Regions from separate parts of the Mus musculus genome. Here region 1 is linked to region 2. A link is a loop called in an ENCODE intact Hi-C map of the cell type or tissue named here. Cell type or tissue: left cerebral cortex. All regions are shown on one strand. Each heading gives the region's core, and the rest is flanking DNA. Links, peaks and the distances in the headings are about the cores only. Region 1 holds the start of Zfp819 (zinc finger protein 819). Region 2 holds the start of Ctu1 (cytosolic thiouridylase subunit 1).

Region 1 (5,371 bases), core at 63-5,062, 64 kb after region 2:
TTGAACTCAAAGATCCGCCTGCCTCTGCCTCCCAAGTGCTGGGACTAAAGGCGTGCGCCACCACTGCCCGGCTCAATTCTTACTTTTACAAAGATCCAGGAAACAAACAAAAGACCATGATTTTGAACTAATGGTTAGGAAGAATTCAGAGGAGATTCCCTCACCTTTTAACTGTAAGAAGAGAAGATAGTAAGCAACAAAGGAAGATACATGTTGCTTAGCATTTGCCTGGCAGTAAAGAAAATATACATAAAAGAATACTCTTTCTGAGCTGGGCCTTTAGTCCCAGCACTTGGTAGACAGAGGCACGCCTGGTCTACAGAGTGAGTTCCAGGACAGCCAGGGCTACACGGAGAAACCCTGCCTCGAAAAACCAAAAAAAACCTCTTTCTGTTTAATGATGTTCTAATCTACTACGAGCATCTCATTTATAGTTTAAGCTGCTGTTTTCTATGGAGAGTTAACAACAGCTGCTCCTTCCTTTGTCCTGTCCAACGTGTGTGTGTGTGTGTGTGTGTGTGTGTGTGTGTGTGTGTGTGTGTGTGTGTTTGTAAAAATGTCCCATTTTAGCAGATGCTGAGTCTATGTTTGCTATTTTACAAGTCTGAATAAAGGTGATTCCAGCACTCACACCAGTGGCTCACAACCACCTGCAATTAAGCTCCAGGAAGACCTGAAGCGTTGAGCCACAACATGCACCCACATTCGCCAAACAGGCACATACATCACATGAGGAAGAGTTGAAAACAAAAACTAACAGCATGTGTTCTCGAAAGGCACCCAGGGAAAGCCAGTACATTAAGGTTCGGTTACTTAGAGCCACACTATACATCCCTAAAGACGACTTGAATCAGCTTAGCACCAGCTACAGACAGATAAAATAGACCACTGCTAGTGTCTGCTGCCCATCTCCCATTCCACCGCACACACCCAAAAACAACCCCTTAAATATTCAGAGTAGAAGATGACTAACAGCCAAGTTCGCCCAACAGCAATCTGCATACTTGACAAAGGTCATACATCTACCAGCTTTAAAATAAACAGGGAAATAAAATGTAGAGGTGAAACCACAGGGGGTTTTGCTGAGAAAACAGAAGAAGGAACTCGGAAGGATAGGATCCCATATAACTGTGTCCCCTGACTACTCGGCCAATTAAGCAAAAGACAAAAAACAAACAAACAAACAAACAAAAACAAACACAACAACAACAAAAACCTTTAAATTTCTGGGAACTCCCAAGCTACACCACACATTCAGGAAGCAGAAGCAGGAGGATGGCTGCCAAGTTTGAGACCAGCTTGGGCTACTTAAGTAAACCTCTTTAGTCTAGACTTCTGCTTGAGAAAGTTCAAACTAGCCACAGAAGAAGAAGTAACCCCAGTCAGTCATGGAGATTCAAGAGATCAAGAATTGCCTGTCAAGAAGTTTACATAACAAAGCTGTCTGGCAGGGTGTGGCGTCTCCTCCCGATTACCATAGGAGGTAGTACGGGCTGGATCCTAGAAAGAGGAGGCTAGGGTGCTAGGTACTGCCCAAGGAGGCTAATTTGAACTGCCCCCTCCTCTCTGCTTTTCACCATGACTAGCTTAGTCTTTTCAATAGGAGTACTAGACCATGGCCAACCTGTCGGGGCTGCAGAAGACCAATCACTTTCCCTAAAACTTATTTACAGCACCACCCTGCTCAACTGCCCATCACACATCCTTGCCATGTTCATAGGGGTCCCATGGCCATCACGGACTCACCCACATACCTTCAAGGACTCCAATATTCATTCTGGTAATTAGAAAGCTCCAAATGTTTTTTCTTTCTCAGCACCAGCTCCCCTTTGGGAAATATTAGGGAAATGGCCCAAAGATCGGGTCCCCAGCACCTGAACAAAGGCTCCTCTCCCAGTTCTGCGGGCTCGAGCCCACAGCTACGAGCTGTGAAGATCGTTCCATCCCTTCTATCAATTCTGACACTGCTTAGGCTTGGACAGACCAAGGATGCTGAAGCCCCAGTGTAAGTCAAAACCACGAATACACTCATTTTCCATCTTTACTCACTTTTTCGCCTCTCACATGCCAGTGTCTGATCCGGACTCCAGCCAGTCATGGTCTAAAGCAAACACTCCCAGTTATGCAAGCAGCACGGTCGCCCTCACAGACTCACCAGTCCCAGGTTCACAGTAGCCGGCTCCAACGCCACCCTCGACCCTGCTCTCCCGACCCCCACAGGACGCCCACCCCAGCTACGCACCGGCACCCCCCTACAGCTGCCTCAGTCATCACTCAACACAAACCAGCGCTCAGCAGCCAGCATCCTTCCTGCGCAGCCACTTCAGAGAGCTCTGCACGCGGCACGCCGGGTGGACGCTGAGGATTCCCCAGTGTTCAGAATCCAAACTCCCGCGGCGTCCTGGTAACGATAACAACTAACCACGTGACGATCTAAGCGGAAATGGACGCTCTAGGACACACCTACTTAAAATGAACTTCACCTCAGCCACTTTTCTGGCGGAAATCGGTATTGCCCATATACCCTATCGCTTGCAAGCACTAAAGTTGTGTTGCGCATGCCTACCATCACGTGCGAAGATACTCTTTGCCAATAATTATAACGGTGTACACTCTGCCACTACCACCACCCACGCGCCACTCCCATATTGTTATGGCTATGTCCATATTTCAATTATGCGAAAGTCATCATCAGAGTACTTCATTTCCGTACATCCATGGATCATGTGGAATGTCACAGACTAAAAGTCTGAGGCTCCTTAGTCACGAATTTAAGAGACATTTATATTGCATATTCCTAAAAAAATTTCTCCATGTTTTCACACGGACTTAAGACTTTTCTTCTAGTTTTCTAAAACTTGAAAACTAGGAAGAGTTATTGGGAAATGGGAAGTGAAGCCATATGGAACATTAAAGATCTGAAATGAGCCTTCTTGCGAACCAAAAATGAATGTTAGCCCCACCTACCCAGGGACCGGTAACTTCTTGGAATATTGGGAATTGTAGTTCTTTTTGTTGTTGTTTTGGTTTTTTTTTTTTTTTTTTCCCAAGACAGGGTTTCTCTGTGTATCCCTGGCTGTCCTGAAACTCTCTCTGTAGACTAGGCTGGCCTCGAACTCAGAAATCCGCCTGTTCTGGGATTAAAGACCTGCGCCATCACACTGGACTTGGGAATTGTAGTTCTTGGAAAATATCAACCTTCTCATGGCAAAGTACATGGCCTATAGGTTTGTTCTTATAAACGCCTGCAACACGTGGCTGGAGACTGGGAAATTTCAGGGAATGTTTCTGACCTAAGTCCATTTTTGTGTCAGTATTTAATATTTAATGAAGCTTGCTTTAAATTTGGCCCAAAAGCTGGAATTGGTTTTTCTCTGACGAATCTCAGGATTAACACATCCTTGGAACATGTCATGCTTCCCTGAGGAAAAGTATCTATTCTCACTTACAGGTAGAATTTAAAAACGAAATAAAACAGAAATAAACAAACAACAATAACAGCAGCTACAACGGCCAGTGCATAATAGAAACAGTGTTGAACTGGCTGGCGAGGAGGAAAACAAGGATAGGGAGAGGCCAAGCAGCAGCATGTGGGGACGACATGCAGGGACAATTTACAGAGTGAATGACTTGGCCTGATTCAAGGGTCTGAAAGAGATCAGAAAGCCCTGCAAAGTCAAGGATCATATTACCACTCACCCAACATTTGCCCACTATGAGCTGAAAGCCCTATGTGAAGGTCACCATATAGACACTGCCAAACAGACAAAGCCCAGGAACGTCCAACTCTTCCTCCCACTTGTAAACTCTGGCAACAGAAAAGTATTAAGTAAGGTCCCGTTAGTAAAATGAGGATGCAGGTGTGGGTCACTGGCATTGGGAACTGATGGAGAATGGGGCTCATCAAGTCCTCAGCCCCTACCTGGCAGGTCATAAGTATGACTAAGAATCAGCTAGCTATCGCCCGATTTTCCAAACACTCTTTTCAGCTGTATGCCAGAGGCATTACTATATCTGCTGTTTTATGAGTTGTGGCAAATGAGGCTTTGTTCCCATAGTTTGGCTCAGGGCTACCAAGTGGAAAAGCAGGGAGGGGGTAAGGTCAATCTACTGCTGCCTAATGAAAAACGACAACCACCCCTTCTGTTTAATGTGCCTTCCATCTCGTGAGCCTCCAGAAATATTTTCATTTCCTAGTGTCTTCTGTAGAGTGAGGGGGCTATGGCTAGTTCAGGCTGCTTACACTTTTAGACCCAGTGCACCTTACCTCTTCTGACGCATCACTTCCTTTTCCTCCTGGATTAGAAGAGCTACAGACAAGCACGGGCACCAGGACCTTTATTCTGTGAGCCTACCCTTCCTTCTGTTGTTGTTTTGTCATAGTGACGTTCGTTCTACATCACAAACTGACCAAAACTCACTGTGTACCTCATCAAGGCCTTGAAGTCAGCTACTCTCCTGCAGAGGCATACCAAGTATGGGGATTAAGGAAATGTGTGACCCTAACTGGCTTTTTAATTCAAGAGTCCTTGTTTTGTCCTCCCTGAGTCCTGAGCACACCTTTGACTACAGGCTGCTGCAACCCACCTCCAGGCCCCTTCTCATCCATGGGAACAGTGTCAGCCATACCCTCTCATTCCCTCTTGGGATGACTCTTAGAAAACCTCCAGCCACTCAACCTGGCTGGCACTGGACCCGAAGGGCCCCAAACTTAATTGCTTTTGCAATCATATTTGCACTTAATATCCCTTAGATAGGCAACCCAAATGGCCACCTAACATCCTAGAAACCAATGTTATTTGGGACTTATAGAATTACTGTGAGTGATCAAGGAAATGGAAAGCGATTCCCACCCCCTACATTCCAGCTTCCTCTTATCTCTTCTCCAAGCCCTTTTTCTGTTCTTCCTGTTTCCCCACCTAGTTCCTCTAACTATGAAGTCAAAATCCCATCAGATTCAGCAAAGGAGCCCCCCATTACTGGCCTTGACCTTCAGCTTCTTTTTCCCACCCCCCCCCCTTCTCCCTCTCCAGCTACAGGCTGCCCTGGTCATCCCTGTCTGGCACCCACTTTTAGCCTACTGTCAGTCTTGCAGTATGGGAACATCAGACCCAGATCGTCCACTTACTGGTCTCACAGGACTTGCCATGGATGACTGAGGCCTGGGATCCCTCAGGCCTGATTCCTGCCATCTCCAACATGAAGCCCTAGGTACCAAGGCAAACCATCTCCTTCCTTTTGTACACAGGAGTCTCTTACTTGGTCTGGATGAAGTTTTGGGGACCCACCTCCTTTCTTCACTCCTCTATTGATGGGGTAGGGGGATAGCATTACCTTCTTCACCAAACCCCACCACTTAGTTGTGTCTTTA
Region 2 (5,371 bases), core at 234-5,233:
AGAGGCAGGCGGATTTCTGAGCTCAAGGCCAGCCTGGTCTACAAAGTGAGCTCCAGGACAGCCAGGGCTATACAGAGAAACCCTGCCTCGAAAAACCAAAAAAAAAAAAAAAAAAAGAATTCTAGTAAATCGCTGTATCTAGGGTAAACTTTAGAATGAAATGGTTGTCTTTCAGTGTACCAAGAATAGACATCAAAATGAATTGTTCTCTAGAAGTACTTTGACCTTGAAGACGTCATCGCAGAAGACGTAGATCATTTTCTATTGTCTATGAAGTTGTTTTCTGAAGGAGCTTTAGGGCCTTGGCATGACTTGGTACAAGACAGTCCTGATACATATGCGATGTCTTGCATTATTGAGTACAGCAAACAGTCCACAAGAGGGACCAAAGTTTCAGGGGTGTGATGTTTCCTTTGATGAGGAGTTTTGGTTTGAGAAACTTTTTAACCCCCCCCCCCAAAAAAAACAACTTTTGTGAAGAAAAAAAAAGACTACCTCCACCTAAATCTTCACATATTATTTAACTATGCAACCTAATTCTTATTTTATTTTAAAAGTTTTTCTGCTGCCCAGAAGTACCTGTCCTAAAGGAGACACAACCTAAAGTAAACGCTAAATAAAAAGAAAGAGCCTGACGTTCAGTTCATTGAGGCTGGACCTCCTTGCTGCCTTGGAGCCCGATTACATTCTAAGGTGACCCTCATTGTTTGATTATCCTGCACAACTCAGAACACTGGCACAGCCTGCTTGTCTGGGTCACTGGTCTCTGCCTTGGCCTCCCCTCCTTCACGACAATTTGCATATAACAACCTGCAGATCCAGCCCAGTTACCTTTTTGACAGGTCCGTGAATGATGCTTGGGAGGCCCCGTGGCTCCTTTCCAGAATGCTCTCAAGTATCCCAGGAACACTCCTTTCCTCTGGCCCAAAGAGTTCTTTCTGATCACTGAACCCAGCAAGCAGCCCTCAAGACTCCCCTAACTCTCCTGGCTGAGCACTGCCCCTTGAACTATCCTCCTCAGCCTTTGTTTCTCCCCTTCCTCTCGCCCGGATTAGGTTCACACCAGTCTCTCCTCACTTCTCCTCACGCCCTGCCCAGCAAGCCCTAGAATCATCAGGCTCAGAGGTGCCTCCAGGCTTGACCTCCTAACGACCCACTTAGGATCCTTGCAGGGCACCTTTCAAGTGCTCCCCAAATCTGTCCCTTCTGCCTGGCTTATCTGTCTCCTGAGAGTGCCCACCACCTTCTACCCCCGCATTTATGCAGAATGGCGTGTAAATACACTCTCTGTTCTCAGTCATCTAATCCTGTGAGGGGGTTGCTATTGTAAGGAGTAGCTTACAGACACACGCAGAAACAGAAAAGGGGGATACCACATCAGTAGTAGCCCTGAGATCATGGAGGGAACCTGGTTGATAGATATATCAGTAGTCTTTAGCTGACGGAGCGAACAGGGCTTATGCTAATTAAGTAAGTATCTGGGATGATGGGGGAAAGAATTGTGTACAGACTGGCGGCAAACCCCCGAGGTAATAACAGGCGTGGTGGTGCACGCCTTTAATCCCAACACTCAAGAGGAAGTGGCAGTTGAATTTCTGCAAGTTCCAGGCTAGCCTGATCTACAAAACAAATTTCAGGGGTGCCTCCGGGTGGCCAACTCTCCTAAAGGGCAGAAGAGGCGTCACCAGAACATATTTAACAGGGGCAAGAGAAGGCAGATGATCTGTTACCACCAAATGAACAAAGCGGCCTGGCAAGAGACCAGACTAGGAGATCCTGGCCAGAACGCGAGTTGACAATCATAAAAGCGAGTGCCAAATCTCTAGAAAGACCTTCAGCTCTCCCGTGGCACCATGGCCCCAAGCCCGTAGGAACCGGAGGAAGAGGAACACTAACCTGAGTGGAACGAGCTGAGTACTCTGCCTGCCACGCGGAAGCCTGGAGCGGAAAAATGCCCTGGGACTACAATTCCCATAAGGCCTTGAACTGCTTTGCCTACGACTTCCAGAATGCAACAGCTCCAGACGCGGGCCTGTAACTCTACAGCAGCTTGGACTCCAATTCCCAGAAACACTTGAGAGTACAGCTTTCCTTCTGCCAAATGCCTCCCCACGGGCCGACTCTGTAGGGCGCACACCAGGGCCTGGGAACCGAGCCCAGAATCCTGATGTTGTCCGGCAACGCGAGGTCACCAGAAGGGAAGTTGAAATCAGAAGTGGTTGAAATCAGAATGGCTGCAGTATAATTTCCTAGTTTTGTGGACTATCATATACTTCTGCTACTTGCTTGCTTCTCAGTCTCTGTTACTGTTTCCCCCTCCCTCTTCTCTGTGTCTCTCTCCCTTGCTCTCTCTTTCTTTGATTCTCTCCCCAGGATCTTACCATGTAGCCTAGGCTGTCCTGGAGGAACTAGCCATATAGACCAGGCTGGCCTTGAACTCAGAGACCCACCTGCATCTGCCTCCAGAGTGCTAAGATAAAAGGTGTATGCAATCTTGCCCCTTTCTGTCTTCCTTCCTTCCTTCCTTCCTTCCTTCCTTCCTTCCTTCCTTCCTTCCTTCCTTCCTTTCTCACAAAGGTGGAAGGAGTCCAGATGACACACAGCTATGTAAGCTATTGTAATACACATCAGTAAATTGTCGTCTTGTACTGTTTAAGGTCACCGGGAACCTGGCGTCCCAGCCCGACTTTAGACCCAAGCATTTTGTCTTAAAGCGTTCTCCAAGACCGCTTCCTCAGTCACCAGCCGGCTTCCTGGTCCTGTGAGAAAGTGAAAGAGAACAGCCAAATAAAGTGGAAACGCTACTTCCTTAAGAACAGGAGAGTAAGTTCTTAGAAGAAAAATAGTGTATCCTTGAACACAGATAGGATGGGACCCATTCCCAGAGACCTCTGCTACTTCTCATCCCATAGGACATCTGTGGTGGGAATGGTTAGTTGGGAGTCTGTCTTCCTGGGATCCTCTTCTTCAGCCTCCTGCAGACTGTGTGTGGTTCCCAGCTTCCCCAGTCTGTTTCTACTGGATGTTTGTTTCATGTCTGACCTGGTGCCCCATTATCTTTCTGCAGTTTGCTGTTTATGCACTTGAAATGAAAAGCATTCCTACTGTGGATCATTCTCCAGTTTCAGACAGCTTTCTACCGACGAACCACACTCCAGCCCCTCACTAGGGGATTCTAGGTAGGGACTCGATTATTGAGCCACTTACTACCCAGGAACTTACTGGGAAATTCTAGGCAGGGGTTTTAACACTGTGCCACACCCTAGCCTCTCATTAGGGGATTCTAAGTGGATGCTCTATTACTAAGCTAGGTATATTCCCAGCACCTCATTGGAGAAACTCTAGGCAGAGGTTTTAATAGTGAGCCATGCCCCAACTCCTCAGTATTGGTATTAGGTAAGCACTCTAATACTGAGCTATAGCCCCAGAATGCACCACTTCTATGCTTTTTAAATTTAAACAGGGTCTCGCCATGTGGCCAGTGCAGTCCTCAAACTTATAATCCTTTGCCTCGGTCCTCCAAGTAGCTGGAATTACGGCCCTGAGCTACCAGCCTGGGTTCAGCTCCGTGGTTCTCAACCTTCTTAATTTTGCAACTCTTTCACACAGTTCCTCATGTTGTGGTGACCCCAGTCATAAAATTATTTTTGTTGCAACCTCATAATTGTAATTTTGCTGCTCTTATGACTCATAATGTGTGTATCTGTGTTTTCCAATGGTCTTAAGCAACTCCTGTGACCCCAAAAGGGTCACAGCCTACAGCATGAGAACTGCTGACCTAGGCTATGGGAATAGTGCTTCAGCACCACAGATAGAGCGAGCTTAGATAGATAGAGCGAGCTTAGATAGAGCAAGCTTAGAGCGAGCCCACTTGTCTGGCCTGTCTACTCTGTCCTGTGGTCCTTATGTGCCAAGCCCCTCTTCATCAGCATCCCAGACAAATTGATTCCAGCTAAGTAAGGGAAGAAGGAGAAAGACTTCACCACACTGCAGAGAATCAAGGACCAACGCAGACATCTGGTTGGTCCCCTCCACAGCCCTAAAGAAATGTGTGACCAAGTCCTGGGCAGGCAGTTTTCTGGGGTCGGTGTTGTTGTGTAAAATGGAGAAACTTCCAGGTCTGGGGCTCAGGGGGGAGCACACTAAGAGGTCCAGAGGACTAGGGATTCCTAGGAGAGCTCATGAGTTGGCGAACTTAAGTCTCAGTTGTTCTGAGTTCTTGAGTGAGGAGAGAAAGAAAGGAGTCCAGGCCCCACCTTTCTGGTTGAGTTTATGGCTTCGTGTCCTAATTTGCTTCCCTGCTGCTGTGATAAAACACTGACCGGAACTAATTTGCATTTATTTTAGCTTAGAGAGCACAGTCCATCGTTAAGGGAAGCCATGGGAGGAGCTCAAGTCAGGAGCTTGAAGCAGAAACCTTGGAGGAACTCTACTTACTTACTTCCTGGCTCACATTTAACTGCTTTCATAATACTAGGAGGACCACCTTCCCAGGAGTGGTGCCATGGGAGGTCCACCTTCCCAGGAGTGGTGCCATGGGAGGTCCACCTTCCCAGGAGTGGTGCCATCTACAGTGTGCTGGGTCCTCCCATATCAGTCAGCAATCAATAAGATCTCACATAGGCCAATGGGATTGAGGCAATTTCTCAATTGAGGCAATTTCCTTCTTTTTACGTTGTCTTAGGGTTTCTGTCACCTTTCCCCAGTGACACATTTACTCCGACAAGACCACACCTCCCAGTAGTGCCAGTCCCTATGAGCCTATGAGGCCGTTTTCATTCACAGGGCCACAGAGGTCTTACCTTTCTGTATTAGTCACGGTCCCCGTGGGCTGCGGCTTTGCTCATCTTTTGCTAAGCATCAGAGCTTATTTGTGTCTTAAGAGATGTGAATCAACAAGGCCACACTGGCTTCACTGCACCCTCAGTTTTGTTCTGGGCTCTTTCAGGACGTGACACTTGAGAGGGCAACCTTTGCTGGGGCGGGATGGCTGACCTCAAGCACTCACCCACACAGGCCACTCTCCATAAGAGAGCCAAGAATTCCTCAGGTTTCTAGAAGCCCCATAAATCTATGAGTTGAGGATTGAGGTTGAGCTATTGGGGCCTCAGAGCCTTTTAAAAGGCACACATTTTAAAAACCCAGGCATGGTAGCATGCACTTGTAATTCCAGACTCACCGGTAGGGGGTGGGAAGAGACAGACAGACAGAGGACTCCCCCGCCCCTGATTTACTGGTTAGCCAGTTAACTTACTGTTAAAGCTTATGTCTACCCGAGAAGCCCCAGATTAGTGAGGTTGTCCTCTGACCTCCACATGCATGCAAACATGAGGTGACTCTTCCTACATGAATGTACCCTTCACACACATAC

What was found. Hi-C counts contacts between places; a loop is a spot of excess contacts. Peaks named below come from ENCODE experiments on the same cell type or tissue, not always from the same donor. Only the 100,000 strongest peaks of a DNase experiment are listed, where the experiment ranks them.
Region 1: it touches region 2 in a loop (2.9-fold over the local background); 2 of 42 quality-filtered maps call a loop at or near these places.

Annotation. Positions count from the first base shown.
Region 1 is chr7:43,604,189-43,609,559 of GRCm38, reverse strand. It overlaps Zfp819 (zinc finger protein 819), which reads right to left and starts at 2,391. Exons shown (of 5, transcript NM_028913.3): 1 at 2,286-2,391. In left cerebral cortex, for the core only: a CTCF peak has its summit at 2,490; a DNase peak (open chromatin) is centred at 2,430; H3K4me3 peaks cover 744 bases.
Region 2 is chr7:43,668,601-43,673,971 of GRCm38, reverse strand. It overlaps Ctu1 (cytosolic thiouridylase subunit 1), which reads right to left and starts at 1,941. Exons shown (of 3, transcript NM_145582.1): 1 at 1,897-1,941. It also overlaps a transcript of Siglece not described here. In left cerebral cortex, for the core only: a CTCF peak has its summit at 5,157; DNase peaks (open chromatin) are centred at 1,324, 2,032 and 2,724; H3K4me3 peaks cover 1,647 bases; H3K27ac peaks cover 647 bases.